Linked DNA regions of Homo sapiens: regions 1, 2, 4, 5 and 6 are each linked to region 3. Evidence: chromatin loops called from intact Hi-C (ENCODE). Cell type or tissue: ascending aorta. All regions are shown on one strand. Region 1 has its middle 77 kb from the start of PRKD1. Region 2 overlaps PRKD1 (protein kinase D1). Region 3 holds the start of PRKD1 (protein kinase D1). Region 4 overlaps PRKD1 (protein kinase D1). Region 5 has its middle 260 kb from the start of PRKD1. Region 6 has its middle 290 kb from the start of PRKD1.

The links. Hi-C counts contacts between places; a loop is a spot of excess contacts. Peaks named below come from ENCODE experiments on the same cell type or tissue, not always from the same donor. Only the 100,000 strongest peaks of a DNase experiment are listed, where the experiment ranks them.
Region 1: it touches region 3 in a loop (2.2-fold over the local background); 7 of 110 quality-filtered maps call a loop at or near these places.
Region 2: a loop joins it to region 3, with 2.5 times the contacts of the local background. A loop is called at or near these places in 17 of 110 quality-filtered maps.
Region 4: it touches region 3 in a loop (2.4-fold over the local background); 11 of 110 quality-filtered maps call a loop at or near these places.
Region 5: it touches region 3 in a loop (4-fold over the local background); 3 of 110 quality-filtered maps call a loop at or near these places.
Region 6: it touches region 3 in a loop (8-fold over the local background); 10 of 110 quality-filtered maps call a loop at or near these places.

What each region holds. Positions count from the first base shown.
Region 1 is chr14:30,002,490-30,007,489 of GRCh38, forward strand. No RefSeq gene overlaps it. Among named protein-coding and RNA genes, the nearest start is that of PRKD1, 77 kb to the left of the region's middle. In ascending aorta, a CTCF peak has its summit at 2,822 (motif pointing left); no DNase peak of the experiment used is centred here.
Region 2 is chr14:29,739,146-29,744,145 of GRCh38, forward strand. All of the region lies in intron 1 of PRKD1 (protein kinase D1), which reads right to left. Among named protein-coding and RNA genes, the nearest start is that of PRKD1, 190 kb to the right of the region's middle. In ascending aorta, no CTCF peak of the experiment used is centred here; a DNase peak (open chromatin) is centred at 2,816; H3K4me3 peaks cover 415 bases; H3K27ac peaks cover 694 bases.
Region 3 is chr14:29,926,046-29,931,045 of GRCh38, forward strand. It overlaps PRKD1 (protein kinase D1), which reads right to left and starts at 1,802. Exons shown (of 18, transcript NM_002742.3): 1 at 1,204-1,802. The coding sequence starts at 1,467. LOC105370429 (a long non-coding RNA gene) reads left to right here and starts at 2,082. Exons shown (of 3, transcript XR_943703.2): 1 at 2,082-3,066. In ascending aorta, CTCF peaks have their summits at 1,192 and 1,910; DNase peaks (open chromatin) are centred at 1,136 and 1,836; H3K4me3 peaks cover 2,726 bases; H3K27ac peaks cover 3,689 bases.
Region 4 is chr14:29,722,958-29,727,957 of GRCh38, forward strand. It overlaps PRKD1 (protein kinase D1), which reads right to left. Exons shown (of 18, transcript NM_002742.3): 2 at 2,579-2,717. Among named protein-coding and RNA genes, the nearest start is that of PRKD1, 200 kb to the right of the region's middle. In ascending aorta, no CTCF peak of the experiment used is centred here; a DNase peak (open chromatin) is centred at 2,274; H3K27ac peaks cover 1,131 bases.
Region 5 is chr14:30,189,954-30,194,953 of GRCh38, forward strand. No RefSeq gene overlaps it. Among named protein-coding and RNA genes, the nearest start is that of PRKD1, 260 kb to the left of the region's middle. In ascending aorta, no CTCF peak of the experiment used is centred here; no DNase peak of the experiment used is centred here; H3K4me3 peaks cover 223 bases; H3K27ac peaks cover 1,228 bases.
Region 6 is chr14:30,218,883-30,223,882 of GRCh38, forward strand. No RefSeq gene overlaps it. Among named protein-coding and RNA genes, the nearest start is that of PRKD1, 290 kb to the left of the region's middle. In ascending aorta, no CTCF peak of the experiment used is centred here; DNase peaks (open chromatin) are centred at 2,164 and 4,629; H3K27ac peaks cover 2,986 bases.

The sequences.
Region 1 (5,000 bases), 76 kb after region 3:
TGCAGCGGCGCACTCTCAGCTCACTGCAGCCTCGACCGACTGGGCTCAAGTAGTCCTCTCACTTCCGCTTCCTGAGTAGCTGGGACCATAGGCATGCACCACCATGCCCAGCTAATTTTTGCATTTTTAGTAGAGATGAGGTTTCACCATGTTCCCCAGGATGGTCTCGAACTCCTGGGCTCAAAAGATCCACCCACCTCGACCTCCCAAAGTGCTAGGATTACAGGCGTGAGCCACCGTGCCTGGCCAACTATTCTTAAAATATGTAGGCTCAAAGCCTCTGGTGGGCATGATCTTCCTTTACATGGAGCAGAGATGTAGAGACAGCTATTACACAGAAATGAGAGTAAAGCGAATGTGTGGAAATTATCAGGTTGGTGTAAGCGTAAGTGCAGTTTTTGCATTACTTTTAATGGCAAGAACTGCACTCACATTTGCAGCAAGCTAATAGAAAACGAGGTGAAAAGAAAAGGGGTCTGAGTGAGAAATAATTCTGGACAGCATCCCGTGCTCTAGTTCTGGTACCTCTCAAGGCCATACTGCACTTCTGACCTTTGATTCTTGAAACAGTGCTTTATGCTTAAGCTAGCTGGCTTTTTTTTTTGTTGTTGTTGTTACTGGCAACCCAGAGAGTCCACAGTAGATTAGTTCAACATGCAACCTAAGAATTTACTTAAATTTCTGAACGACTTACGAGAGATACCAAAGAGATAAAAAGATAAAATTTTGCTTTGGATTAACTTAAAATCTTATTGGGAAAACAAGGCTTATGTTTATGACAAAACTCTGCACAACAATGCAGCATATTCCATAATGAGTATTTTGGGACATAATTATGTGCAGTAGAAAATGGAGAAATCTGTGTGGGCTCTAGCAGTGAAGGAAGAGATTGGAGGAATAATCTTTTATGTTAAACCTTGAATGATGAGTAGCATTTAGTTAAATAAAAAGTGAAGTGTGTTCTAGATTAAGAGATAAAGTAGCCAAGAATGACAGTAGTATTTGCAAGACTATAACTAAAGATGAAATTTGAGATGAAAGATGAGATTGGGTTGGGAGGGTGGAGTCAGATGACGGAGAGGCTTGAATTCCAAAATGAGGGATTATTTGCACTTTCTGTAATCAAGTAAAAGAGGAGTTGCAGACACTTGAGTAGTAGTGTAAAGTGACCAAATCTGTGTTTAAAAAGTTGAATCTCGCTGTGGTATGTTGTATAGTTTAGAGGCAAGTGTACTAATTTGGAAGATAGTTTATTTCTTACAGTTATTAGAGTGAGGTGAAAAATAGGACATGTGGAAGGAAAAACATAGTAACTTGAATCAGTGCTTCTCAAAATTACTGTATGCAAGAGTCACCTGGGGATCTTCTCAAAATGCAAACTTTTATTCAGTAGTTCCAGACTGAGGCCTGAAAATCTGAATTTCTAACCATCTCCTAGCTAATACCTATGCTGCTAGTCTGTGGATCGCACTGTGAGGGGCCAAGATTTGAAAATGATGATCTAATCTGGTGTGATGAAGGAAAGTAAAAGAGTCAAGGATGACCCCAAGGTTTCTAGTGTGCTACAGTTGACAGAAGAGAGAGAAAAAGGGAACTGGAAACATCTATTGAGTGACTACTGTTTGTTATTTTCTTTTATCCTGAGGCTCCATCTTACAAATAAATTCATTCATTCACCTAACACTTATTTCCTGAGTACCCACTAAGTGCCAGGCATTATTGTAAACCCTGTGGATTCAGTAATGAATAAAACAACTTAATAAGAAAACTCTGCTCACGATTTAAGGGGGAAGATAAATAAAATAATTAAAATATGTAGTATTAAAATTGGGAAAACCAAGTAAATAATCTTAAGTAACGTAGATATAACTTTGGCTGAGTCTCAGTCATACCAGTCACAGTGAACAACTTCTGCATAACACAGATATGACAGATTTACAAGACAGTCAAAATATATGTTGAAACTAAAACTATTTTTAAATCCTTTGAAAGGATTTTACTGAGTTAATAAAATATTGCTGAAAGGTCTAGATATTTTAGATGTGTTTCACTTGAACATATTTTTAATGAAAGCATGTACAAGAATGTGTAATGGAATATTTTGCAGCTTTTACAGTCATTCATCTCAGAACAAACATCTGTCTTGCTATTCAGTTGATGTATGGGCTAAGAGCTTATTTCCTATTTATAAGAGGCCTGCCTATACATTCCTCTTTGTTTCTTACCATAGATCACACAGAGGCATTTCTTTCCAAATCCACTGTAGAAATGTATTTCTATAGTAAATTGTAGGAAACACTATGGGATTAATTATTCAAAGAAAACAAAGAAACAGATTAAGAAATTTATGCTTGTATGTATATATCTATCTACATTTGTACTCCCACCATCTATGAATCTGTAAAAAAAGAATAAATAAAATGTAAACGGAAGCCTATTAAACAATAATTGCTATAAAACAATAGTTTCTCATCTTCAAAAATTTATATTTAAAAATTGCTAAATGTATCTTTGTTCACTAAGCACTTTAATTAACATCTATAACATGGTGATTATATTATTCAACATTTAAATGCTTAATTTGCAATCTGGAATTGCAGGCATTCCCTGATAAAGATATATTTTCATTTGTTGCATTTGTATTTTTAGTAGAAGGCAAAAATAAGAAGATACTTATATGGTAATATGATACTAGATCTGTAAACAAAAGTTTTAGTCACTCTTTTCCACGGCACTTGAGATTTAAAACACGGTAACAGTATTTTTATGTGTTGAAATGTCGGGTATTTTCATGTTATGAGAGGTTTGAAGTGCTGTACCTGCCATCTACTGGAAGTCTATGGGAGGTACATTTCCCTACTAGCAACTTAAGGCCTCCAGAGAGTCTAGAAAATGCTATCAGTGCTATTGAGGAAATTGTATCACAGGCTGTGAGGTCCTTTATTGCTGCTAAAGAAAATTAAAGATAAAATTATCTCATTAATCACTGGTTAAAGTACAAAATGGATCCATTTAAATTTCAGTAGGCGAAGTATAAAGAGTGGTTCACTTTTGAAATGTTATGGTTACTAGAAGGCCAGGAGCAGAGACTAACAAATGTCCTTCCCAGCATTCTTACTAAAGACAGCGCTGTAGCCCTGGAAAAATACGTGCATAAATTATAACTATTGCAAGTAGCTCTTAGCATCTAGGGTAGCCAGGCTTCTGAGATCTTCTCTAGTAACTTCTGTTTAATATTTCCGGGCTCATCTGGATTGTGAGAATAAGGGTAAGTGTACATGCAGGAGAAGACAGCATAAGCGGAGACTAGCTGAAATGTTGAAGTACTGCAAAGAATGAAACACCATAGTTAGTTCTTGAAATACATGCTTTGTGACTATATTTAATTCTTTCAACTATGCTCTGGGTTAGAATAGTTAACTCCAGATGTTCATATAACCTAGACACCTACAATTCCAGTTTCCTAGACTTTTCCTATTCAAATAATGTCGGTACATTTTCTTATCCTAAATAATTTAAATCTATCTAATGGCTCTTTTTTTTTCCTGAGTTAAAGAAAACAAACAAACAAAAAAGAAAACAAATACTAAGGGTTACTTAATTCATCTTTTATGAATGACTTTAAAAATTATGATTAGATAAACTTAAAAACATAAAATCTTTTAGCTTTTAATCATTCTGTACTTTCTGGTAACTAGAATAAATTCTTAGAAGTAAGCTCTAGAATGACATGATCATACTCATTTACAGTGTGAGGGTTTCATATGGATAAAGATTAATAGTGGCACTAAGAGGTAGAATAATTTAACTCAAGGTCATGCAATTTAGTGGCAGAGCTTAAACTATAATCCAGGTTGTTTTACTCTAGTCACTTGCTATATCTACTACCTTGTAGAAAATTGAAAGATTAGTAAACTGATGATTGCCTTGAATGTAATTATAAAATATATATCGGACTTGAAATTAAAATAGGCATGCCCTTGAGCAATTGTCATGTGAGAGAAGGGAAAGTAGGGGAGGAAGTATGAAGACATTTGCCAGAGGTGTCCTTGGCATTCTTTGAAATTCAAACAAGGAGATCATTCTCCGCGTCAGGGTCTCAGACTTAAATTAGGCCTCCCTTTACTTAAGCATACTGGAGAGAACACATAAAGGCAAAGGTGTCTGGGATTAGAGAGAAAGTTAGAAAGACAAGTGGCAGCCAGATATTTCTAAGGCTAAGTGATGACACAGTAGAAAGTCTATGTCTAGCAATATGACAGATTGAAGACCCTGAAAATCCTACTGTAAACACCTGTAAGTATGGGATAAAAACATAATGAGCATTGTTTAAAACGCATAGCCAAACTCACAAAGAAGTATGTAAAATCCCCTGGGGCTAAAAGCAAGGAGAAAATGGAAAGACAGATTAGTAAATGGATGCTGACACTTTGTCAGCTTGAGTTGGGAGTTGGGAGGAGTATTAGTCAGTCTTGCTATTGAAGGGAGTTGAATGAACATGATGGATCGAAAGACAAGGCCTTGGAACTGCTTGAGTTGGGGAGTTGGACTGGCAAACTCTCACTTCACAGACACATTCATAAAGCCAGGACAGATAAAGGGCTCTGCCCTACAGGAAAGGGTAGATAGGGAGAAATCTGTCTACTAGCAAAGTGAAATGACCTTGTTGAGTTGACCTGGGATCTAGATAGGAAAGAAAAGGCTACATCAACACTTTGCAATCACAGAAAGAGCAAATTAGACCCTGGGAGCTTCAGATAATTAAAAATCAAAACACATCACAACATGTTTAAACTGATTAAAATAAATAGAGGAAAAAATCAAAAGTCTAAGAAATTAATGCTATCAAAATACACAGAATACTTTGCAGCAATTTAGAAAAACTAGACCTATATATGCTGATATGTAAAGATCTTCAAAATTTATTATTTTCAAAAAGCTAGATATAAAAGCATCCTAGAGGGTAAGTCCATTGTTGTTGGCCATTGTTTTTTTTTGAG
Region 2 (5,000 bases), 190 kb before region 3:
TTGTAAAGGAATGCCTAACACCAGGTGTCTACCAACTTCAGAAATCTTCAAGGTCCAAATTTAGAAACACAAAAGTCACTCCGGTTAGTCTTCTTCTCTACACTGTATTGACAAAATAACTTCCTTTTCTCATTCAAGACAAGACTTTAATTTACTCCACTCTGTTTTTCTAAAGGCAGGGCTAGAATCTGACCCATAAGCTATCTTCTGCTTAGACCTCTCTTTTTTTTTAGCCACTCTCCTTTCTATTGAGTTCAAAATCTGATTGTTTAAAAAACGGTTTTCCTTCATAATTTTAAATTTGTACCTTAACTTTATCCCATCTATTTGAATTACAGCAAAAATAAAATAAAATAAATGGGAAAAGATATCTAAGACAAAAAAGAATATATCTAATTAAAGAAAAGTCTGCCTGGAATCTTTTGAAATTAAAGTTTTGAATGTGAAATGGCAGATTTTGGCTATGAGATTCTAAAGTTTGTTGTCCTACAAGATATAGAAATACACATATAACTGGAACTCGCTTAACCTTTGGGGAATAAAGCTAGACTATAAATCCTCCTTCCTTGGGCATATAAATATATTGATGTTGTGTATCAAGTATTGCTAAAGAAGTCTAATAAGCTACAGGTTTCTCTTTAAGGCAGATGTGACTCAGTGAGATACTTAATGGTTGGCAAAAACCTTCTTTTATTTTAATTTGAATAACATGTCATCTATTAAGATAAAAGCAATAAGATATGACTTAATAAATCATTAACTCTAATGCAGCAATTTCTGTGTATAGACTTCCTGGAGGTAGTTTAAATCATTATTTTGTTGTATATAATTTTTAAGTTTTAAAATAAATGTTCATATCAAGCAATTACAGGAGGTAATAATCAATGAGAGCCTCACTATTGTTGTGTAAAAACATATTATCTTGCATTATACCTTGACAGATTACTAGTTAGTGATAGCTATTAGAAGTCTTAGTAGACACTTTGAAATTATTCACACAACAGTAATTAGGCGTGTGGATGTGCAGCTTGGAAATGAAAAAAATGTACTTCACACTTCACACTATTTGTCTCACTCTGAATAAAACTGTCACTATAGCACAATGAAGATTTTTATATTTCATAAAGGCTAAATGTTTATTACTTTAACAAATTAAAAATAATAGACACAGGTACTGAACAAAATGAAGGCTATGACAGCAACTAAAAAAGTTTAACCAAAAGTTAAGAATCATTAACTTTAGAGAAGAAAAACTCATTTTAGAGATGAGTAAGTTGATGTCCAGAACATATTAAGGAATATTTTCAAGGTGACAGTGGTAGGTAGTGCCAGAATAATAGCTAAGAGCTAGTCTCTTGAATTTTACTGCTTGATCTTTCCTCTCAGTTCTGCTTCTCTTAGAAAGGAAAGACAGAAAGAATGGCCAAATGTCCAGCAAACAGTGATTCAGAACTGAAATCCCTGAGCACTTTTCTTTACCAGAAAGCCCTGGACCCAGGCTTTTGGATTTTGAATAAAACCAAAGTAAATGATTTAATGAGCTTTGTAGCAGCTGTTCCTGGCTATCTTCAATTCTACTATTTGACCCAGCAATCCCATTACTGGGTATATGCCTAGAGGACTATAAAACATTCAACCACATAAAGACACATGCATATGAATGTTCATTGCAGCACTATTCACAATAGCAAAAACATGGAATCAACCTAAATGCCCATCTATGACAGACTGGATTTTTAAAAATGTGGTACATATACACCACAGAATATGATGCAGTCATTAAAAAGAATGAGGGCATGTCTTTTGCAGGACCATGGATGGAGCTGCAGGACATTATCCTTAGCAAACTAACACAGGAACAGAAAACCAAATACCACATCTTCTCACTTATAAGCGGGAGCTAAATGATGAGAACTTAGGGATACAAAGAAAGGAACAACAGACATTATTGGGGCCTAATTGAGGGTGGAGGGTAGGAGGAGGTAGAGGAGCAGAAAAAAAATAACGATTAGGTACTAGGCTTAGTACCTGGGTGATAAAATTGTTTATACAACAAACTTTCATAACACAAGTTTACCTATATAACAAATCTGCACATGTACCCTGGAACCTAAAATAAAAATTAAAAAATAAATAAAGTTCACCGTGAATATTATCATAATTAATGTTTATAAACTTGCCTCTCAATCATATTTCTATATTTTACACGTTTAGGTATACATATATGACATATGTCATGTGTATATACTTGCATATATACTTATACCTGTTTGTATGTTTATTACTTCATTGACTACCTCCCAGAACCACTGCAGAGATTAGATGAACCAACATATGTAAAGTAATTACTATTGGCCCAGACTCATAGCAAATGCTTTATATATGTTCGTTGTTGTTATTATAAGTAGCCATGACCTTGAGAAGTTCTTCTAGGCCACTCTGTTCTAGTTAAAAAACGTCAGATAAGGAACGACACAGACACATACATCATGCACACTCAGTGGTCTGCAATTTCTGCTTGCCTTCTATAACTTCAATACAGCTCCACATGATTTCTAATTGGCTCTACCTAAGTCCTAAAAACTAAAAAGGCTAAAAACTAAGGTTTTCTTAACTTCCATTTTGTTAATTTTACTGACACTTATATTCATTATATCTATATATCTTGTTTTTCCTCAAAATTAACCTATATTCAGTGACAAACTGATTTTTTTTAAAAAAACTCCCTTTCTTTGATTAATATTATGACATTTTTACATTAATTCCATGTATTGTGCTAGAATCAAGCAAGGGCCATGGATTTGGATGCTGGCATGGATTCAGTGGAATTCCATTGTTCTGACTGTGCTACAAATGATCCTTTGGTTCCAAGGACAAAAATCTCATTTCCCAAAGCCAAATCCCCAAGGAAGTGGTGTATTTCTTTCTTCTTTGTACTGATAAGTGGACAGTGCATCTGATTTAAAGGATCAAAATCAAAACAATTTCTCTCATTTACTTTGATGTTCCTTGAGATAGGAAAGAATTTCTTCTCCCCTTGTAAAATGCTGTACGGCTTCTGGAAAAAAATGCTGTAGCATGCAGGAGAGGAAAGGAGAGCCAAAGACAATAAAACCACCTGCCACCCCAACATTAGTGACGTTTATTATTTTGGTCTTTCCGTTCACTCCCAAGTGGCCAGATGTCCTCAGCTGAACTGACGGCCAATAGCAGATTTTGGACTCGCCTACAAAGACCTTTCTATGCTTGTATTAAAAGGGTATCTGCAAAGGTTCTATGCGTATCTGTGATGTTTGGGATCTTGATTCAGGTTAGTAGGTCATAGAGAAATGTATCATACTTCCAGCAAATCTGACTAATGGTCTGTTGCTGTCTCTCTTAAAGGCAGATATAATTTACAAAGACTAAATCTAAAGAACAGTAAAAAATAGCAAGTTACACTTGACCCCATGAAAGGCTGAAATAAAAAATGAGATATTGAGGAAAAAATCTATAGATGTTCATGTTCTTTGCTTTAGGATACCGTAAAAAATGAGTATCAAGGTAAAATGTTATACTGTGACTATGCATAAAATAATCGCTTTCATTTTTCATGCATATAATCGATCAATATATATCTATGCTAATATGAAATAACTTCAATTTTGTTAGAGAAACAATGGCAGCTTACCTACTGAGAGCTAGATAAATACCTTGTCACATAAGTTATTCAGTACAAGTTTGTATCTTCATTTTATTGGATAACTGGGAACACAGTAGTAAACAATACAAAGAGCCCTCACCCCCATGAAGGTCTGAGATATGCCTAAAATTCTTGAGTTTCATGGGATTGTCACAGTCAATCCCCAAAAAGCTAACATCCTGACATTCTTCATCCTGCTCCCTTTATATTTCTGTAATCCAATTTGCTTATAATCACAAGACTATAAAGGAGTCAGAGTGAGAAATGTTTTAAGCAAGATATTTTGAGAGGAGTTTCTTTGCCTTTAAAAAAGGGCAGAACAAACTTTTCTTGAGGGAAATCTAGTTTACACTCAAGGTACCTGAGAAATCTCAGCTTGTGAATAGGCCGGTAACTAGAGGTTCTCAAAAATCTTTATTGTATTCTAGAAGAAACTGGGAGCGCAGAAGAGGCTAGCTGCATGAGTGTGTCATTTCATCTAGATTCAGTCACTGCACTAATTCACATGCCTTTTCACTGGAAGGGAGAGAAAGGGTATATATAAAAATTAAAACTGAAACATTTGAATTAAACATGGTATTTTATATATATATGGAGAAAGAGAGAGAAAGCTAGTTTGAACACAGAGAACCAAGCAGAGAACCAAAAAAAATTTTGATGTCTCACTCTAAATTCATAGAACATAAAATTCACTAGTGGAGACAAGAACATGTTAGGAAACAGAACATCTTGCCTCACAAAACTTCAAACACAACAATCAAAATTCAGATTGCAGACAAAACATTCAAGATATATTGCACTTCAGATTCCACCCCATTTATAGAAATACGCCTCACAAGAAGGATCTGAGTTTCCTGCATGCACGCTCCCTTGAATCGACTCCAGGCAGGCTGTCTGCCCAACCTCTACTCTCAAATCTCTCTCTTTAAACTGCCAATCAATGCCCTTCACATTGCCAGCTTCTATGGGTAATTCTCAGTTCCTCACAGACATTTCAGCAGCATGTGACCCAGTGGATCACTCCCTCTTTCAAACAACACACTTTCTTCTCTGGATTCCAGAATAGTGTATTCTTTTGTCTTTCCTCCCACTTGACTGGCTATCACTTTTTAGTCACTTTTACTGAACCCTCTTTTTCTTTCCAATCTCTAGATAGGTGCTGGAGTGTTCAGGACTCACTCTTCAGAAAGTTTATTTTCTCTGTTTATCATCACGCTCTTAAAGGATCTCATCCAGTCTCCAGACTTTAAATATCGTTTATACTCGGGTGACACAAATTTCTAACTCTATCATTGAGCCTCCCCTTAAAACATGGACT
Region 3 (5,000 bases):
ATAAATAAATTCCTGGCACTCATTGTTACCTTAGTCTAGAACTTTCACAACTTTCTAGATCAGTGATTTTTTTCCACCTGGAGCTTTTAACATTCCTGTGCTCAGTGCTGCAATTCACAACCCTTAAGATTTAGCAAACTCTGTTACAAATAATTTAAAGAAAGCAATTCATGATTATTCAAGTGATAATTAGAAAGCAAAAGGAGTGCTAGCCAGTCCTCCAGGGCTGAAAAATTCAGCACCTTTAGAGACCTCTGTCTCCACTCCTGAAACGCTGGCTGTTTACACTAAGAAGACTGGCGCCATGGCCCCCTCTGCCTCACGTCTGTATCACCCCCTTCCATGCAACATCCATCTGGATGGCTCCAGAGGCAACCTGAAAATCCAAATTGCTACTGTAAACAGTGGTGGGTGGGCTGAGTCTCCTCTGGGGGTGGCCTGGCCCCGGATAATGACCCTTCTAACCTGCCTTCAGTGGCCGCTGTCCAGAGCCCCACAGCCTCAAACTTAAGGACACAGCCAGCCTCGGGGTGTTCCTGGACATCACCCCCACCACTTCAACGTCCTACTATCAGCATCCCGGGAATGAAAAATAGGAAGGTCGCAACTTTCAGGTTTTGTCGTTGGAAAATGTGTTTCCATGCTCATACAGAAGTGGAACTAAAAGATGACAAGGCCTTGGGTACCTGCACTCCTGGTCAGTTGTTTTGACAACTGGCCGAGTCAATCACACTCTCTTAAAAGCTTATCTGACAGGTGAGAAATTCCTTGTCTCCAGGTCATTCCGGGGGCACTCTGGTGCAGGAAGGAGGATTCCTGCACCAGGAATGCGCTGGTCCAGGGTCCGTAGGGGAGAGAGGGGAAGAAAACTGGGAAGTCTCAAGGACAAGGAGGGGCGCGGCGAGGAAAGGGCAAGATACCTGGAAATGTCATGAGAAGGATGGAAATGGGTGAGGAGGCGGCGGACTGGAGAGAAATCGGTGAATAGAGGAAGATGGGGCGAGAGGAGGATGAGCAACAGCGAGCGCAGCGCCTCGGGTTGCAGGCGTCCAGCCGCGGCGGGGCCAGCCGCTTCCAGAGCGCCGGCGAGGCTGGCGGCCAGCCGAGCCCCGGGAGCCGGAAAGTTGGCGCGGAGAGGGCCAGCCGGGCAGCGCCCCCTGCGCCGCGGGGAGGCGCCGGGCTGGCAGCGGTGCGGCGACTTACCTTCTGGTCGACAATGGAGCAAGCCATCTCGCGGACGTGCGCCAGGCTGTAGTCCCCGGACGAGTCCTGCAGCAGCAGCACCGGCTCACGGCTCAGGCCGATCTGCAGATGGAACGAGATGCCCCCGACCGGGGCCGCGACAGGAGCCAAGAACGGCGCGGGCCCGGGCCCGGACCCTGGGACCAGTGCGGCGGCCGCTGCGGCAGCTGCCGCCGCCACGGGCAGCAGCGGACTGGGCGGCCGCAGGACCGGAGGGGCGCTCATCGCTCGGCGGGGCGCAGGGCCGGGCAGCGGAGGGCGGGGGCTGGCGGCGCGGCAGCAGGAAAGTTTTGCAGCCGCTGAGCCAGGAGCTTCTTTCTCCGAGAGCCCAGACGGAAAATAAAAACTTTCCGGAAAAGTCCCTGGGCTGGGGGAGGGCAAGGGGATGAGGATCGGGAGGGGAGGGGACTAAGGGGAGGAGATGGGGAGGAGGGAAAATGGCCGAGGCGGGAGGACTCTGAGGCCCGGAACGCGGCAGCCGGCTCGGGGCCGCCGGCACTGGGGAGGCGCCGCCGCCGCCAAGAATCTGCCGCCTGGCGCGCTCGGAAGGACGGGGCGACGGGTCGGCGCGGCCCGAGCGCCGGGCGGGGGCCGGGGCGGGAAGGGGGCGTGAGGGGCGGGGAAGGGGAGCTGGGGGCGGGCACTGGGGAGCCACCACCCGGCGGGCGCGGGAGTCGCAGGAGCAGCGGCCGCAGTGGCCGCAGGGTGCCCGGTCGCCGCCCCCTCCGCCCGCAGTTCCCGGGGCCTGAGCCTCCGCGAGCCGGGATAGGACCGAGTGGCGGGGCTCGGAGCCGCCTCGGCAGGCGCGGCCCTTCCCTCCCTGCAGGGATTCCCGTCCTCTCGGGTCCCGCTGCCCCGCCCCGACTGCGGACGGAGTGGATGGGGTGCACCGCCTCAGACCCGCTTCCTGGGGTCGCGAACTTCCCGGGCCCCAAGGTCCCTGCCACCTCTTCCAAATGCTGGAGGACTACGCACTTCTACAAGTGAGGTGACTTTTGAGGAATTCAAGAATGCTGATCACAGCGGTTCCCCTTGGGTCTTACCTTCGGAGGGTCAAGGGAGGATGGGTCATCTGGAACCCACTTACATCCAGGCCCCTCTGGGAGCCCTGGGGTTTGTGGCCAAAGAGGGTAGGAAGCCACTCCACAGAAAGGGGTTTAAACTTGTCTCTACCCTTTTTGTCGCTCTGACGCGCCCTTACAGCCAAACCTACGTACTCCACCCCAGCTCCTAAGGCACCGGATATACACAGTGATCTAAGGAGAGGGTCGCTTTGGAAAGAAAAGGCATTGACTGCCCAAGGGCAGGAGGGAGGTCTGATGCGGTCTCCTTTCCTTTACCTTATTCTTTGCGCCTGAAGTTTCTACTTTGGAGCTTCAGAAACTATTTTCCTTCTCCTCTATCAATCTAAAGTCTGTTATATAGGAGCAGTGCCCCCAAGTCCACCTCAGCACCGCCACCGTCATCACAAGCACAGCCATCAGGATTGGGCACAACCTGCCCTAATTTGGATCGCCGTTTATTTTTACTGTTGTTTTGGCAGGGTGGGGATTGCTTTACATTCGCTGGAGATGAATTATAATTCTCCCCTCCAACCAGGGTGGGCTTCATGGGTGTGCGACTATGCAGTTGTATAGGCCACAGCTCATAAGACCCGTGTTTGGTTTAATATTCTGGGACAATAGTCTACTGTCGCTGTTTTGTTCTTCTTCATAATTTTTAATCAAGGAGTCTCACATTTGTATTTTGCAATGGGCCACGCAGATAATGTAGTCAGCTTTGCCTCTCTCTTCGCCACTTCCCTAGACTTTCCCCTTCCTCTGCGTAAGTACACACAAACATACCTAAACAAACATTTTGTATTTTGTATAGCTTATTTTGTTCTGTTTTATTTATTTATTTATTTATTTATTTATTTATTTATTTATTGTCTTAACTTCTGGTTGTGGCCCAAGATATTGCAAGGTAGCTTCCTTTAGAACCGTGTTCCCAGGGTCAGTAATGGAGCCCCAAACACTGCAAGGCTGCACAACTGCATTGAAGAGACTTGAATTTATTCTCTGAATGTGATGGTTTGATAAGGTCTACCTGTGTTTACATTTTCCCTGCATAGTTACTTATGAGGTGGTCCTCTTCATCCCTGATACAGGTAGGTAATTTTCCTAATGTTCTAGACTCAGCTAATCTAGGAAAATGGTGGAATTTTTCTTGATGAAATGCCTTTCTGAATTCTGAAGGAGGTTTTTTTCTTTTAAATGTCCGAAACTATACTTCATTTTCTTTGAAATCAGAATAAAGTTAATATTCCACAGTTTTCTATTATCAAAAAAAAGCTTGCTGGTCAGTTTACAAGAGACTTACAAAAAGCTAGTTTCACTTGAGATTCAAGAGCGCTGAAGACATTCATGTTTTATAGATATCACAACTGCATGTTGAGGACTTCTCTGTTCCAGGCACTGTACTGGCACCAGTTGCACAGCTGTGAAGACAGGTGGTCCTTGCCCTAAAAAGATCACAGTGAAAAGGGGAGGGGGGATGGAGTAAAACCACAAATGATATTATTTCTAATATTCATAATTGCAATGAATTTTTTAAACCCAATGGCGAAGACAGTGACTTGTGGGAGGAGGGATGAAGAAATGGGCACTGCTCTGGACTGGGAATGAGAGAAGACTTCACTGAGAAGTTTACATTTGAGCCAAAATCTGGATGATAGAAAGGGTAGACTTCAGAAGAACTAGGGGAATAACATTGTAGGCATAGGTAACAGAGAGTGCAAAGACTCTAACACAGAAATATATTTAACATTTTCAAGGCATAGGAAAAGAGGGGCAAGTGCGTGAGATGAGGTCAGAGAGCTAATAGAAACCAGGTTACCAGGAGTCTTGAAAGCCATGGTAAAGTGTTTTTATTTCAATTCTCAGTGCACTACCAACCCATTGGAAGGTTTTAAAGCAGGGAATAATAAGATTAATTAGCATGTTTTAAAAGATTACTCTGGATTTTGTGTGGAATATAAGAGAAAAGAGTAAAAGTGGAGACACTGGGTAGGAGACTATTGCTGTTTTTGAGTCTAGAAACACGGGTTAGACTCCTATGGTTGTAGAAGAGATGCTAAGAAATGGGAAACTGCAGGCTCTATGTTGGCGGAAGTTCTTGCTGAATGAGTCAGAGATTTACAAGGAGTGAGAGAACAAGGGTGTCACAAAAGACTCCCAAGTTTCTGAGCAATTGGACTGATGGTGGTGCCAATAATTGACACAGAAGATAGAGAGTGAGCAAGTTCAGGGAGAAATAAGATTTCTACTTTGACCATGTTGAGTTTGATATGCTGCTAGATATTCAACTTAGAAATAGCATCTAGAGCTGGATATATGGGTCCAGCATCCAGAAAAGAGAAGAGGGTCAGAAATACATTTAGAAATCTTCTCAGTGTGCAGAAGGCATTTCAATGTGAGATTAGATGAGAGCTCTAGAGAGAAAGAGCTTAAAGTACTTATCAGTTATGAGACTTACAGGAATTTTAAAAAAAGTATGAATAACTTCTTGTTAGACTATGATTTATCAATAGTATGAAAGATTTATGTAGGGTGTTGGAAATAATTGATAAGGAAACAGGAGAAGGAATTCTAAAGATGCCCTAGAGAATTAACATTACTTTTAAGACGGTGAAATATTACTGAATGCAAAAGAGTGAATAAAGAAAAACAAGAAGAAAAAAATCGTGTATCTACTGGACCTCCCCATCGCAAACAGAA
Region 4 (5,000 bases), 200 kb before region 3:
ATGTGCACTTGGTAGAGATGGACAAGAAGGACAGGCTAGAGTAGGAGAAGAGGAGTGCTACCAAGTGGAGATTTTGAAGCTGGAGCCTTGTCTTATTGGTGAAGTCAGGAATGGCATTATGGGTGACTGATAATAAAAATAAATAACAAGGAATCTGAAGAATCATAAATATGTATGTTAACAAAACCAAGGATGAATGAGTACTTAAAATGGAAAGTAAAATTAGGAATCTGACAACAATTATTGCCATACTTAAATGGAAATGAGTCTTCAAGGAAAATAAATCACTTCACTGCAAAGAAGGTGACATAAATAATTAAATGGCAATGGGAAATCAGAAGAGGGCCATATCACTCAACTCCTCAACTAAGAGTGGAGGAAAATAAGAGGCAAAGCCTCTTGGAAATGGGGCATCACCTTCAGGAGAGTCAGGATGCAAGGAAGACATAAAGACCGGGAAAAAGAAAGGAACATCAGGCATTTGATCACAATAGACTCAGGGCCTAAAAAGGCTAAGGGAAAAGAGATAAGAGATATGGGTAAGAAACAGGGTTGTAATACAAAGGGGTGGGATGGTTTAAAAAACTATTGTAAACATAAACATTTATTGAGCAAATCACAATGCTAAGCAATAGAGTGGGAGAGGAGCTGGGAGAGTACTGCTGTCGATGGTTATAGGTAAGCGCAGGAGATCTAAACATAATTGAGTGTGCGTGTGTGTGTGTGTGTGTGTGTGTAATTGATATACTAACTGAACAATTTAAAGGGTCAATGACTTTGGGAAAATGGCACTATGTCGTTCAAAACTAGAATTAAACTGTTAGAGAATAGCTCCTTTTAAATTCCAGCAAAATAGCTGGTAAGAGTAAGGGAGCCCTTCTGGAGTCTGGTGCTGGGAAAGCAGGTAAGGAAATGGGCTGCTCTTAAATGCCCTCTCAACAACTGTGGCCAGGAAAACAGGAGACATGGAACATAAAGGGTGGACAGCAGGGGAGGTAGGGCATACGCACAATGAAGTTCTCAATTTGCAAAGATGGGAGAGGAAAAGCAGAATGCTGTTCTCATGCAGCAAGGGAATTCTAGAGGGCTACATCAGGTCAACACGAGGGAAGAGCAGGTCTGGCTCATTAATGCTGGGATAACATGCAAATAAGCAGTCCTCTCCTACATAAATACACCCACACACAGGTTGCATTCAATCTGTCTGCTACTACTCTAAAGTGCTTGATAACAAAAGTAAAATGGAAAGAATAATACATTATATTTAGAAATGCAATTTTAAAAGTCCTCATATATTTCTGGACATTGACACAAGGCAAAAGGACTCATAAAACATTACATTATTTACAAAGCAGCCTGGCTGTGAGTTTAATATGAATTATGGCAAGAACTGATCCAGTGCATGATTTCCCTGAATAATTAATTTAGTGTTCAGAAACAGGAAACTTAGAAAACAACATGTCTAGTCCGTAGTTTTGAGAGGTCAGGTGCAGGCAACAGAAAAATAATTACCTTTATCTAGCAAAAAAGTTGTTTTATAGGATCCATCTACACAATGAAGTTGTGGCAATCCCAGGATCTCACACAACTGTAGGCAACCAATAAAGATAAAAAAGAGAACTAGACTGAATCAAAGCAAAGTGAATAAAACAAAGATAAATTGAATTATAATCAGTGCATCCAAGTACTGGGCTCTGAACAAGTTGAGGAACTTGAGGAAATAAACTTGAGACTCTGTAATGCTGCTGGACTTCTTTTATTCAAAGAGATGGTAAACAAAGAAGGCATGAGAGGAGAAAAGAGCAAGGCAATCCAAGTTTCTCAATAATTATTCTCTTTTTAACAAAAATAAACAATAAAAATTTGGATACATTATCATTGCATTGAGTATCATTGTAAGGATCTCCACTCTAGCTGTTGTTCTCTGGTGCTTTTTAAAAAGGTTAAATACATTCTTTTTTTTCTGTTTGGTTAGGCACAGTCCTATTACTAACTGCTAAATCCTAAACAAGAAATAAAAAATGTGAGCAGAGGCAAATGTAGCCATTTCTCAGGGACTGAGTTAACTAGCGTCACATGGCATGACCTGACCTTCTCTAACTCCTGGGCTCTGGCTTCCTCCTTGGTCTTGGCTTACCTCATAGCTACTGGACTTTTGACCTTAGTAAGTCAAAGGCTTCTTAGCCCTGGTGCTATTTCTTGGCTTCCACACATTCTGTACAATTGCAGCCCTGACAGCTAATTTAGCTTCACTGTTGGTGAGTTTCTTGTTTGCTTTTGCTGCTGTCCAAATGATTCAAGGTGCTGAATGACGCCATCTGTATGTTGCTAGAGGCTGAGAGGGGGCTGGGAGGAAGCCTTAAGTCAAGAGACGTGATTGGAGCAGTACTGGGTGTGGACACAGCCAATTAAAGGGAAACCTTTTGTTTCCCTTTTTCATGTGGACAGAGCTCCAACATCTTCTCTTGGAGCTGAGTTTGAGATATGCTTTTTATGTTTCCTTAAAAACATATGCCCAAGAATTCTTCAAATACAACTTCTAATCTACGGATAAAGAAAAGGTATAAAAGTATACTACCTGACAAGACCACTTCAATAAGATCGCCTTCCTGGATATCACTGGCCGCTTTCACCAGCTGAAGGATGTTTTCAGAGGTAGGGTCATGGCGAAAAAGCAGGATCTTATCATACATTCCGTAGAAACCACATTCAGGGAACTGCAAATACAAATACCATGAGAGTGTAAATGTCAAAATCCTTCCAAATATTTTGTTTTAAATATTTCAGGGCACAAATACAAGCTAATTAGAAAAGTTCAAAGTATCTAGATCATTAAAATATTTTAAAATTAAAAAATAAATAAATGGTAGAGTTGATATTGGGAAGACTCCAAATCAGAAGGAAAGAAATCACATAGATCACAGGGGCAGTAATGGTCAAGTGGTTTTCTAATTAGACAGCAAGAAAACAAGAGAATATGAGATAAGATTTAAATAAGTTCTGGCAGTAAAGTGGTTAAGAAATATAGGTGGGAAGAGGTGTGCACTTTCAGATGATTTACAGCAATCCAGTAACATAAAAAATGGGAGTCGCTTTATTCCAATTCCATTACACATAATAATGGCAATTTGTTTGCAAAAAACTGGGTCTGTCTGTTTTGGCATATTCAAAAATAAGAGATGCCTCAATAAATCTAAACATATTCTGTATGTGAGTAGTAGCATTATCTAGATCCTTTGATCAGGAGATCAGGGGAGGCAATCCACCTCTCCCTTCTGCTGCTGCCCCTACTGCATTCCATGTGGCTTTCATGCAATCTGTCAATCCACAATCTCATGAGCAGTGTAAGAAAAGGTCCATCTGCACAGCATGGAGGGTTTCTGTTAAAGCAAACAACCTAGGCTAATTTATTATATGAAAAGGGCCCTTTTCTTGTAATGACTTTTTCACATAATTATTAAAGAATGCTATTTCTGCCATAAATTGACATTTGTAATGTAGTGGGAAAAGATGCAAACTCAGGGAAAAAGAAAATTATCTTTCTTCATCCTGGAACTGATGACAGATCTGACACTTATGTCAATACAGGTGGACCTTAAGAAGCTACTGTCGGGGAGAAATGTCCAGAATCTAATACCTGCTGGAGATAAAAACAATACATTATAAACCTCTCTTTCTTTTTCTTAGTCTTAGAATTAGGGGCTAAATTCACATGAATCATTTTGTGTATGAACTAAAAATAAATATAATGAGAACATCTTATTGCTCTTAGTGCTGATGACCAGGCTTAAAACTATTTCTGCATGTCACTTAGTAAAGTTAACTTCCTTAAAAAAAAAAAACACAACAGCTGAAATGATGTCACTGCTTCCAGTGTGCTAACTAAAAGAAAAAAAAAACTTAGTTCACTTTATTTTTTTTAGAAATATGTCCAATAGTCCTTTGGGTATATACCCAGTAATGGGATGGCTGGGTCAAATGGTATTTCTAGTTCTAGATCCCTGAGGAATCGCCACACTGACTTCCACAATGGTTGAACTAGTTTACAGTCCCACCAACAGTGTAAAAGTGCTCCTGTTTCTCCACATCCTCTCCAGCAGCTGTTGTTTCCTGACTTTTTAATGATTGCCATTCTAACTGGTGTGTAATGATATCTCATTGTGGTTTTGATTTGCATTTCTCTGATGGCCAGTGATGGTGAGCATTTTTTCATGTGTCTTTTGGCTGCATAAATGTCTTCTTATGAGAAGCATCTGTTCATGTCCTTTGCCCACTTTTTGATGGGGTTGTTTTTTTCTTGTAAATTTGTTTGAGTTCATTGTATATTCCGGATATTAGCCCTTTGTCAGATGAGTAGGTTGCGAAAATCTTCTCCCATTTTGTGGGTTGCCTGTTCACTCTGATGGTAGTTTCTTTTGCTGTGCAGAAGCTCTTTAGTTAATTAGATCCCATTTGTCAATTTTGGCTTTTGTTGCCATTGCTTTTGGTGTTTTAGACATGAAGTCCTTGCCCGTGCCTATGTCCTGAATGGTAATGCCTAGGTTTTCTTCTAGGGTTTTTATGGTTTTAGGTCTAACGTTTAAGTCTTTAATCCATCTTGAATTGATTTTTGTATAAGGTGTAAGGAAGGGATCCAGTTTCAGCTTTCTACATATGGCTAGCCAGTTTTCCCAGCACCATTTATTAAATAGGGAATCCTTTCCCCATTGCTTGTTTTTCTCAGGTTTGTCAAAGATCAGATAGTTGTAGGTATGCGGCATTATTTCTGAGGGCTCTGTTCTGGCAAAGACTTGGAACCAACCCAAATGTCCAACAATGATAGACTGGATTAAGACAATGTGGCACATATACACCATGGAATACTATGCAGCCATAAAAAATGATGAGTTCATGTCCTTTGTAGGGACATGGATGAAATTGGAAATCATCATTCTCAGTAAACTATCGCAAGAACAAAAAACCAAACACCGCATATTCTCACTCATAGGTGGGAATTGAAC
Region 5 (5,000 bases), 260 kb after region 3:
TTATCTCCCTCCTAGATTATCTTAAATTTTATGGTTAATCATTATATTCACTCTCTTGCACATGCCTTCAATTCCCCTGCCTCACTGTCACTTTGTTTTGGGTGTTTGACCAAATCACAAGCCTAGAAAAATCCAATTTTTCTGCCTACTCCAAACCTAAACCTGGGCGATTTAATATGGCTGAACGATCTCACTTTAAACTTAAATGGGTCTTTAATGGTGCCCAGCAAATATACTATAGTTCCCTAGGCCATTTGTTCTCCTACAGAACATAGAACTATCACATTCCTTTCAAATATTTCAGCACATCCACCCATATCCTCACTCTCAACTGATGATTTTTTTTATTTCACTGGGAAAACTGAAGCAGTGATAAGAGAACTTCAGCACATTATCTTCTTCCCATCTACCACCAGATTTCCACCACCAGACCTCTCCAATTACCAACATCTGTAGAGGATGCTCTGTGTTCCCACTTTCTACTGTAGGTGAACTACCCATGCTCCTATTTAAAAGATGTCTCCTCTTGTGCAGCAGATCCAATCTTTGAAGGACATAACTCCAGAACTCTTCACTCTCTCTCTCCTATATCACCAGTTTTTTTCCAGTGTGTCTTTGTCAGCAGCAGACAAACATACATTTATATCTCCTATCTTTCATCACAAACAAGAAAACATATCTTTCTTCACAAATTTGTTACGTAGCAATAGATAGCTAATACAGTGATAATATGTTCTACATAAATGATCTTTTCAAATGTATTACAGAAAATATTAACCTTCATTATTTTAATAATTTTTACAGATTACTTGGGAAAAGAGAAAGAGTGAAAGGAAATTTCAGACATGAAGCACATGCTTGCAAAAGACTTAAAAGTGGGAATAAGATGAACACAAAAGAGAACTTCAAACTCGCTGCTCCTGGAATAGTCAGATCAGCCAGCAGCGTGGGTAGGAATCAAGGCAGTGAACTGGTCCATCTTTTGAGAGGCATCCTGTAAAGAGCATAAAACCCTGAGCCTAAACTCTGAGACTCCATGCACTGTGAGATAGAAGCCATTTTTCCAAATGAAAATTGGCATGATCCAGAGGCCTGGCAGGAAAGGTAGCATCAAGTTCCAAGTGGAGATAGATGACTGAACTCAGAGCTAAGAAGCAAAGGAACAACTAAGGAAGCCATTACCAAAGCGGAAGCAGAGGGAGAAGTTTTAGCCTATGCCAGAAGAGGGTGAAAAGGACAATCAGTACATGCTGCTATAAGCATTTGAGATATATTTCATACAATTTCTCTGTATCAGTTGTGTTAGCTTGTGGCCTAAGGTTTACAAATGATTGGCTCAACTCACCTTTCCATTTCCTGAGGAATTTCCAACATTTTCTTCCAGAATTTCTGAGAATTTAGAGAAGGCTTCAGTTTGCAGACCCAGCTATGGCTTTCAACTCCTTTCTCTGCTTGATTAATCCAACTTACTGTCTTACTTTTCCACTTGTATGGTCTCTGTTTGCATCAGATTGACACAGATAAGGAACTCAACCTCTTTTCTTGGTTTTCCCTCTCCTAACATACATTAAACATTTTATGCCCTTATATCAGGCTTTCAAGTATGTTATATAGTATGTGTCACTGAAGTTTTGGGAGAAGTGGCAATAATTTCTGCCACAAACAATGTAATATTAAACATTAGATATCCCTGTTCTTTCTTTACAAAAAAAAAAAAAAATCCCTCAGCTAATTTTATTCACTTGGGCTCCAGGTTCTCATCATATTACCTAGCTTCTTTTTCTCTTCTCTCTTCCACCCCCTCTGTGTCCTCTTCTATTCCAAGCAATTTATCAAGATAGTTTCCCAAGCAAAGATTGATCTCTCCCTCAGAGGAATTTTGGTGCCAGCTGTTAAGATAATTGGTTCTTACCTTGCTGAAGTTGACAGGCTGATTGGTATAAGAAATCAATCATAGACTTGTGTTGAAGATTATTACACAATTCCTTGATATTAAAGGGGTGACATGAATCAGAGACAGAGCATTTTTTATGGCCAGAATGGATGGATAGTGGTACTTTCTTTTCTTTCCTCATGCTCGATGAGCATAAATAATCTCATTCCTATGTTTATATAAGTCAACTCTGAAACAAAACTTGGTTCCGAGACCAGAGAAGAGCCAGTTAGACTCCAATTCTCTTTTTGATTGTGAAATAATGACATTTTTAGGCTATGACTTTTCAAACAATGTTTTAGGAATCTTGAAGGACAAAGGACAATGTTTTATAAATCCTAATCCAGAAGGACAATGCATGATACTAAATAACAGGAATAAACTCAAAAGCACATATATTAATATATTGCTGAACACCATTGAAAGTAACTAGGGTACCAATTCTTTACTCTGAAATTTGGCAATAAGTTTTGCCTTTCCTGTATGAACTGTATATAAGGATAACCCAATAACCATATTTGATCAGCAAAAGATTTTTGTTTGCTTGCTTTTGAAATAATTCCAGCTAATAAATTTAAAATAAATGACAGAATTTTTAAAAATCATTATTCTGAAACTGCTAATAAGATAATTGAATTAGGCAACAATCACCAATACATAAACCCCTTAGAAGAAAGTTTGATGGAGAACTTAAAATGGAAGCTTTAGGTTTTTCGCTATTGGAACCCTCTGATCAATATTAGTATTACTAAATGTCGGACAAATAGCCATTATGTGCCTTTGCCTTCTGAGTTGAAGTATAGAGGCCAGCATATACATGACAGGTATTTTCATGTTTCTGTTTGGGAAGGCATGAGTTACTTCAAACTCTGTACTTACTATAGTATTGTAACATCATACACAAGCTGAATTAAGTTTATATTACTTTTCAGGTGAGTTCAAAATTATTATTTTCATTTAGAAAATGTGTATTGAGTACCTTTTATGTTACAGACACTGTGCTGAAAGAGGTGGGTAGGTAGGTCAATGTGCTTCCTAAATTTGGAGATAATTATCTTTCTGTAGGTTCGTTATGCTTGACTATTTCCATGTTCTCCCAATGATGATTTGACATTTACTTATCACTTTACTCACAGGGAATTAAAATGTAATGTGTTTCAACTGTATTTTTCCTTAACTGAATAATACTGCTATATGATATGCTAACTACAGACTGTGCTAATTCACTAAACGAATTCTGTTATGCTGTAATTTGAACTCTCCTCACCACAACTTATTAAAAAGGCACCAACAGTTTCCCATAAAAAAAAAAGGTTTTGTGGATTCAAAAGTGAAAGAATCCAAACTCCATCCTCAAGGAATTTATAGTCACATGAATAAACAAACTTACCCAATCAACATTAGAGGAGATGAACACAAAAGTAGATGCTATATAAGTCGCCACCTAATTCTCCAAGGGCTAACATGGCATATTTCAGAGAGGAGTTGACATCGGAAACAAGATATAAATGATGAACATCTCCCCAACCTGACAATGGAGGAAAATGTCATTACGTGAAGAATAGCAAGTACCAAAACCAATAGCAGTGAAGAAATGTGGCACATTCAGAAAATGTCCAGTGGCCTGTTTTGGCTAAAATATAGGATATATAATGTAGTGAGAAGATGGTGGAGTATTCAGGAGATAACACTTGAAAATTAAACTGGGGCTTGATTATAAAGTACTTTGTATGTTCTGATATAGATTTTAAATTTTATATAGTAGACTTTAGATTGCCACTGCCCTTTTTAAAGTGAGAGTGATATTACACCCTCACTCTAGAAATCTTAGGGAAGATGGGTTGAAGATGAGCCTGACTTGAGGCAAGGGTAGAGTTAAGTGACTGCTGAGACTGCGATAATGAGAGACCGAGAGACCGGGGCAGCAAGAGTGGGGCCAAACAGGAAGCCATGAATGGGAGATTTAGAAGAGAGAGAAGCTAATGTCCACATCATAAGCAGAGGAGACGGAGTGTGCCAATTCAATGCATATCAGCTAAAAGAATGTGTAGAGAAACGTCTCTCCCAGAGCCTCCTCATCTATTTAGTATGTTCCAATTAAGCAATAAAGATTCCTAAAACATTGCTGAAATGTCATAGCCTAAAAATGTCATTATTTCACAATAAAAAGGAAAACTGGAATCTAACTGGCTCTTTTCTGGTCTCAGAACCAAGTTTTGTTTCAGAGTTTATTTATATAAAAAATAGGAATGAAATTATTTACACTCATCTAGCATGAGGAAAGAAAAGAAAGAAACCCTAAGACAAGAGGCGTGATGATATATGTTACTTGGGATGAGCCCTGCATTCTAATGACATCTTGTAACAGAGCTTTTTTATAGCAGCACACTTGTAGCAGCTGTTGAGTGGTTTTACTTACATCGCCTTTATCCTGTGCATTTAGATGGCATGTACCACCAAGTTTCCTATCTTTAGAATATTATTTGGGCCTGTAAGTTATACAATATTCTCAAGTACATATCTTCAACATCAAGTGCAAAGACCAAATGGATGGAAACTATTTCTTGCATCCAATGACTTAATTAAGTCTCCACCTGGTTCTTGAATTCCTGTGCAGCATTTAAATCTGGATAATATAACAAAACAGTGCCTAGTTCTGACACACGTCCATGAGCATTGGAAACATGCAAAGACAGTAAACACACGTGGATTTTCTATAGGCAGTTAGACTACAAATATGGCTATATTTTCCTACCAACTCTTCACCTATTCGTATCCAAAAATACTTTTTTCCAATTTATAAAAATGTATTCTTAGCACATTTCTTTCCAGTCATACAAAAATAAGGGATAGAGATGATAAGTCAGTAAGGAGAATGAGACTTTGACAGGGAAGATTAGCAGAGAAAGTGCTGAGGGAGGTGGAGACATAAGGGAAGAGACTCTGTGTCTGCTCTTGAATAAAAAAAAAAAGCGGGGGGGGTGCGGGCAGGAGGCCACTACCCAGAGATACAACATCTACAAAGAAAGAATTCCAAAGCAGAGATTTATCAATGAGTCATTGCACT
Region 6 (5,000 bases), 290 kb after region 3:
TTTCCACCAGAGAAAGAGGGTCCCTTTGGACTAACAGTCCCAAAAAGGAATGGTTTGGTCCATTCCAAAACAGCTTTGTGATTAGCTATGTTTTTCTCTGGGCCTTTTACTGCTCAGAATCCCTGCCAGGGAAGAAATGCTAAAGCTCCCATCTTTTAAATATGTAGATCCCTGACATTTGGTTGCTTCATGAATTTTGCATTGCATAATGACAAGTGTTTAATTTTATAAACTGCTCCTGTAATAGATCATTTTCAAGGAGAGGCATAATCTGGAAATGCAGTGTAAAGTACTGTTGCCGAATTAGACAAATGTCTTCCCCGAGCCAGCGATCCTTTCCGTAGTAAATGTTTTCAAGCATTGACGGATTGGAAGCCATGGAAATAGTCTCAACACCCAGCTGGCTGACTGAGTCAGAAATGAGATGGCCCATGGATGCTTCTCTTTTCCAGGCTGCTGTGTACCAACCCCAGAGTATCTTGGGAGTAGAGAAAATAAAAACAATTGACTTGTTTCCTAAGACCCAAATGGACTTGCTCAGCCTGATTTTGAATTCTTTTTCCATTGCCACAAAAATTGAAGGTAGAGGTAGAAAAAGGGAATCGTGATTTCTGGGTTCTAAAAAGGATAGTTTGGTGCTTTATGGTCTATCTCAAGCATATATGCAATACCATGAGGCCAAAGAAAATGTCTCTAGAAAAGCTCGTGGTGATTTGAGGGTATAATGGGAGGAGAAGCCACACCAATGGGCCAAGTTATGGATAATCCATGCTTTGTGCTCCATGTTTCTGTCACTGTTTGGCCTCAGCAAACTCACTGACCCTCTCTGTTCCTTGGTTTCCTTGTACAAAAAATATGCTTAATATGCTTAATAGTGTTCCCTATTTAACAGAATTCTCATTAAGAAAGTTGAGATTAGCCTGGCCAGCATGGTGAAACCCTGTCTCTACTAAAAATACAAAAATTAGCCAGGTATGGTGGCAGACGCCTGTAATCTCAGCTACTTAGGAGGCTGAGGCAGGAAAATTGCTTGAACCCAAGAGGCAGATGTTGCAATGAGCCAAGATCATGCCATTGCGCACCAGCCTGGGCGACAAGAGCGAAACTCTGTCTCAAAAAAAAAAAAAAAAGTTATGAGATTAATCTTCAAAAGTCAGTGGTTGTAAAAACTGTATGGCTGTAAAAAAAATGAGGCTAGTTTCGTAAACTATATACAGATAATTCATTACAAGTATTTCAAGCAAGAGCATACTGATTGTGAGGGCACTGTGTAAGTTCAATAGGAACAATGAAAAGAAATTGGTGTGTCAAGGGTTAAATATGTAAATTCATAAGGAAGATGGGCCCAATATATTTAGTATGGCTAATAAAGAAAAGAGTTGTACCCAAAGAAACTTGCATCCAATGGCAGTTATCCACAGCCATTCCTCAGGGAAATCTATCAGTCAACAAGGCAGCCCCATGTAGAAGACAGAATCATGAACAACAATCAAGATACCTGAGTCTAAATAATTTTTATGCAGTGACATCTCATCTCAGGCATCAGACTAAGCATGCTACAAAGATGATTTCATTTAATCCTTACAACTATCCTATGAGGATGATGGTATTAGTATCCATGCTTTATAATTGAATATATTTTATACAGGTTAGGAAACTTGCCAAAGGTCACACAACTGGGATTCAAACTCCAAAAGTCAAATTCCAGGGTCACACTCCTAAGTATCATACCACACTGTTTCCTGGTAAAATAATTGCTGGTAAGTCACTTACGCTGAGTTCTTACACCTAAGGTTGGGTTGATATAATCTCTAAAGTCTTTTCCATATATAAAATAAAAAGCTTATTTAACATAGCACTAGATTGGGTAAGCCAATCTGTTTCTTTGGCAGAATATATCAACATATCCTTCTTTGACAGAATACATATATATTGATATGATAGAATACATGTCTATGTATATATTGATTTGATAGAATACGTGTGTGTGTGTGTGTGTGTGTGTGTGTGTGTGTGTGTGTGTGTGTGTATTTCCAGCTCTGTTTGTTACTGTGTCCCCACCACTGGTTGAGAGCCCATCTGTGCAGCTCAATGGCTTGCACAGCACTGATAAGAACTCCATAAATGGAACTGGCCAGGGACATTTTGGACTCATGCTTTTTGATGCTTTGCTAATTGCATAAATTCCAAACTCATGCCATCCAGGCGTCACTGACCTTTCCTGCTTCTAAGAATTCTTCTCCGGTTTTGTTGATTCCTGCCCTAGTTTCCATAGCAGCTGCTCCACATATTGTCTCCCACTTTCCAGTACCCAACCCCATTTAAATCCCCTCTCACATCTTACCCCAGCAGTTCATCTTTCTTTCAGCTTTTCTGAGACTGGTGTTCCTAGAACCCTTCTTTTTCACTTGACAGAATTTCTTTAAATGTTCATGATTCCTTTTCTCCCTCCCACACACTTAAAGGGAAGCAGCATCCGTCTTTCTTCCTCCGTCACTCCATCTTATTGAATCTTGTTATATTATTTCTCCTTTCTCTTATGAATTCCATCTCTTGTTCTTTTCCCCTTTTGTCTAGGAACATACTCAAGCCAGGGGGTTATATCAGTACAGGACTTTTAACTAACACTGTTGAAGATATCCTATGTGCCAGATATTGTATTAGATAATATGCACATGATACTGTATTTAGTCTTCACAGTAACCTCAAAAGGTCGATTTTATAATTGGCATTTTGTATGAGAGGAAATTATGCTTAAACACATTAAGTAACTTGGCCGACGTCATGTACGAAATAAATGGGTAGTGCCAGGATTTAAACCAAGTTTCATTCCAACTTGCATGTTCTTTCCACTGTATCTCACTTGTTTCTGAAACTAAATAAATAAACCCTTTCCTGCAACCCTGCTGCGTTAAGCTCTCATTTTGTCTTTCACTGCCAAACTGGAGTTAAATACTGCAAGCATTTATTAAACATTAGTTATGTTCAAGTGACCGTGCTATATACTTTCCCCGGAGGAAAGACAAAGATAAGTAACATCATCCTTAGCTTCCAGAAGCTTACAACCTAATAACCTAATCCGGGTATCAGATATGTAAACAACAATAAAATGAGACAGGAAGAAGTGCTAAATAAAGTTACCAGAATCCTCTGAGGATACAAATAAAGAGAAAATAACTCGAACTAAGGGACGGTCAGAGCAGAGAATTTCATAAAATAGCTTTTGAGTCATTCAAACCACTTTCTATTGACCTGCAATTCAACCTTGGGAATGTGTCTTCTCCCATCTCTTCCTTTGTGTTCTCTCACTCCCAGCCTACACTATCACTGCACCTTCGAAACTGATCTTCCCACCTCCAACTTTTCCCACTTCAGTCCAGCCTACAAAAGATCCTTGCTGCTGAGTTGCCCTCATTATACCCAACTCAGATTCACCACTCCCTGAATAATACTTTGTGTGGCTCCCTGCTGCCTGCTAAGTAGGAATATATTTATTTACTTTATCCTCAATAATCATAGGCCAACCATATGAAGTTGTTATAAAGATCAAACAGATAACATATGGGCCAAAAGTGTGAAAACCACAAATCATTTTAAAGATAACCTAATGATTACTATATTATGTATCCTACACTTGGACCAGTGTCTGTTTCCTGAACCCAGTCATGGCCGTAGCTCACTGCTGTTACTATAATGACCTCGTTCCTCCTTTCTAACTGTAAAATTCTATTCTATATGTCTCTCAAGGCCCAGCCATAAAAGCTACAGTCTTAAGAAAACATTTTCTCACCTCTCAATGAAAATGTCCTCTGGCTTCTCTGGACATCCTCAGAGCTTTACTTCCAACTTTTCCAATGCGTGTGTCACAGCAAGCCAAATATTATAGATGGTTGAGCATATGTTACAGTTTCCTTGGTTAATTGAAAGCTATTTTAAGGCAAGAACCATTCCATTCATCTTCACAAGGTTTGTGTGCCTAGCACAGTGCCTTACCTAAAGTAGGCACTCAAATATCAATTAAATGGAAGATTAAAACAGGAGGTTATGTTACTCTGTACTGAAATAATTTCAACAGGAGCAAAGGGAAGAATTTTTCATCCATCCTTTTCTGGGATTTAAAGCAAGGCATGAGGATGCAGAACATGCACACCCATACCAAATAACACCAGCGTAGTGGCCATAATGGGGAGGAGAAAAACCCAAATTGACTGGCCCCAATCTTGTGTCTGCCCTTCCAATTCTTATTTTTCAGGACCGAAGAGCCACTGGAAAGCCTAAATGGCAATCATTAGATTTGCCATCTTTCTCTCAGAAATTCAGAATTCAGAAATGGGAGCTATTTTGAAAATCAAAATGAGTAGCTGAAAGTCTCAGCTAAAAGCACACATTTTTCTATTACTCTCCTCGGTTCTCTCTCTCCCTCTGTGCTGTTTATCTCAAGTAACTAGGGGAGCTTGTTTAAGTGAAATCTTGTTATAAACAGTTAAGTCGAATGATGCTACTAGAAGAAGGCTGGGCACAGAGAGATCTGTGACCATGGTCAAAGCCAAGAGTCTCCTTAGTATAGTCCAGAGAGATCAGTTCACTTGGCCCCTCCAAGCTGGTGGTGACTCAAAAATCAGGCAGAAAGCCAGAGGATATCTGGGTTCTGACTCATGTAAACAGGAAACAGTGCCAAAGGCCTCCAGCCAGCCCCAGGTGTGCAGACTGCAGACCTGCACTGGCTTCTCATTGACCTGCAGTTGGCACAGCGTTATCTACAGGCTCTGTCATTATTACTGCCATGACTGTGTCATGTTTGGAGAGCAGATGCCTCCTCTCCCCACTGTCACTTGGAATTCACAAGAGGGCTGAAAAGCATGCCTGATCAGCTTAGGCAGCGGAATTCTCTGCTCTAGCCAGACTTTCTAGATTGATATCAGCTTTTATTATCTTATCATCTTTTCTCAGAAAATTCAAAACGTTTCTCATTGTCCCAATCCCAGTTACTCTACTTCCCA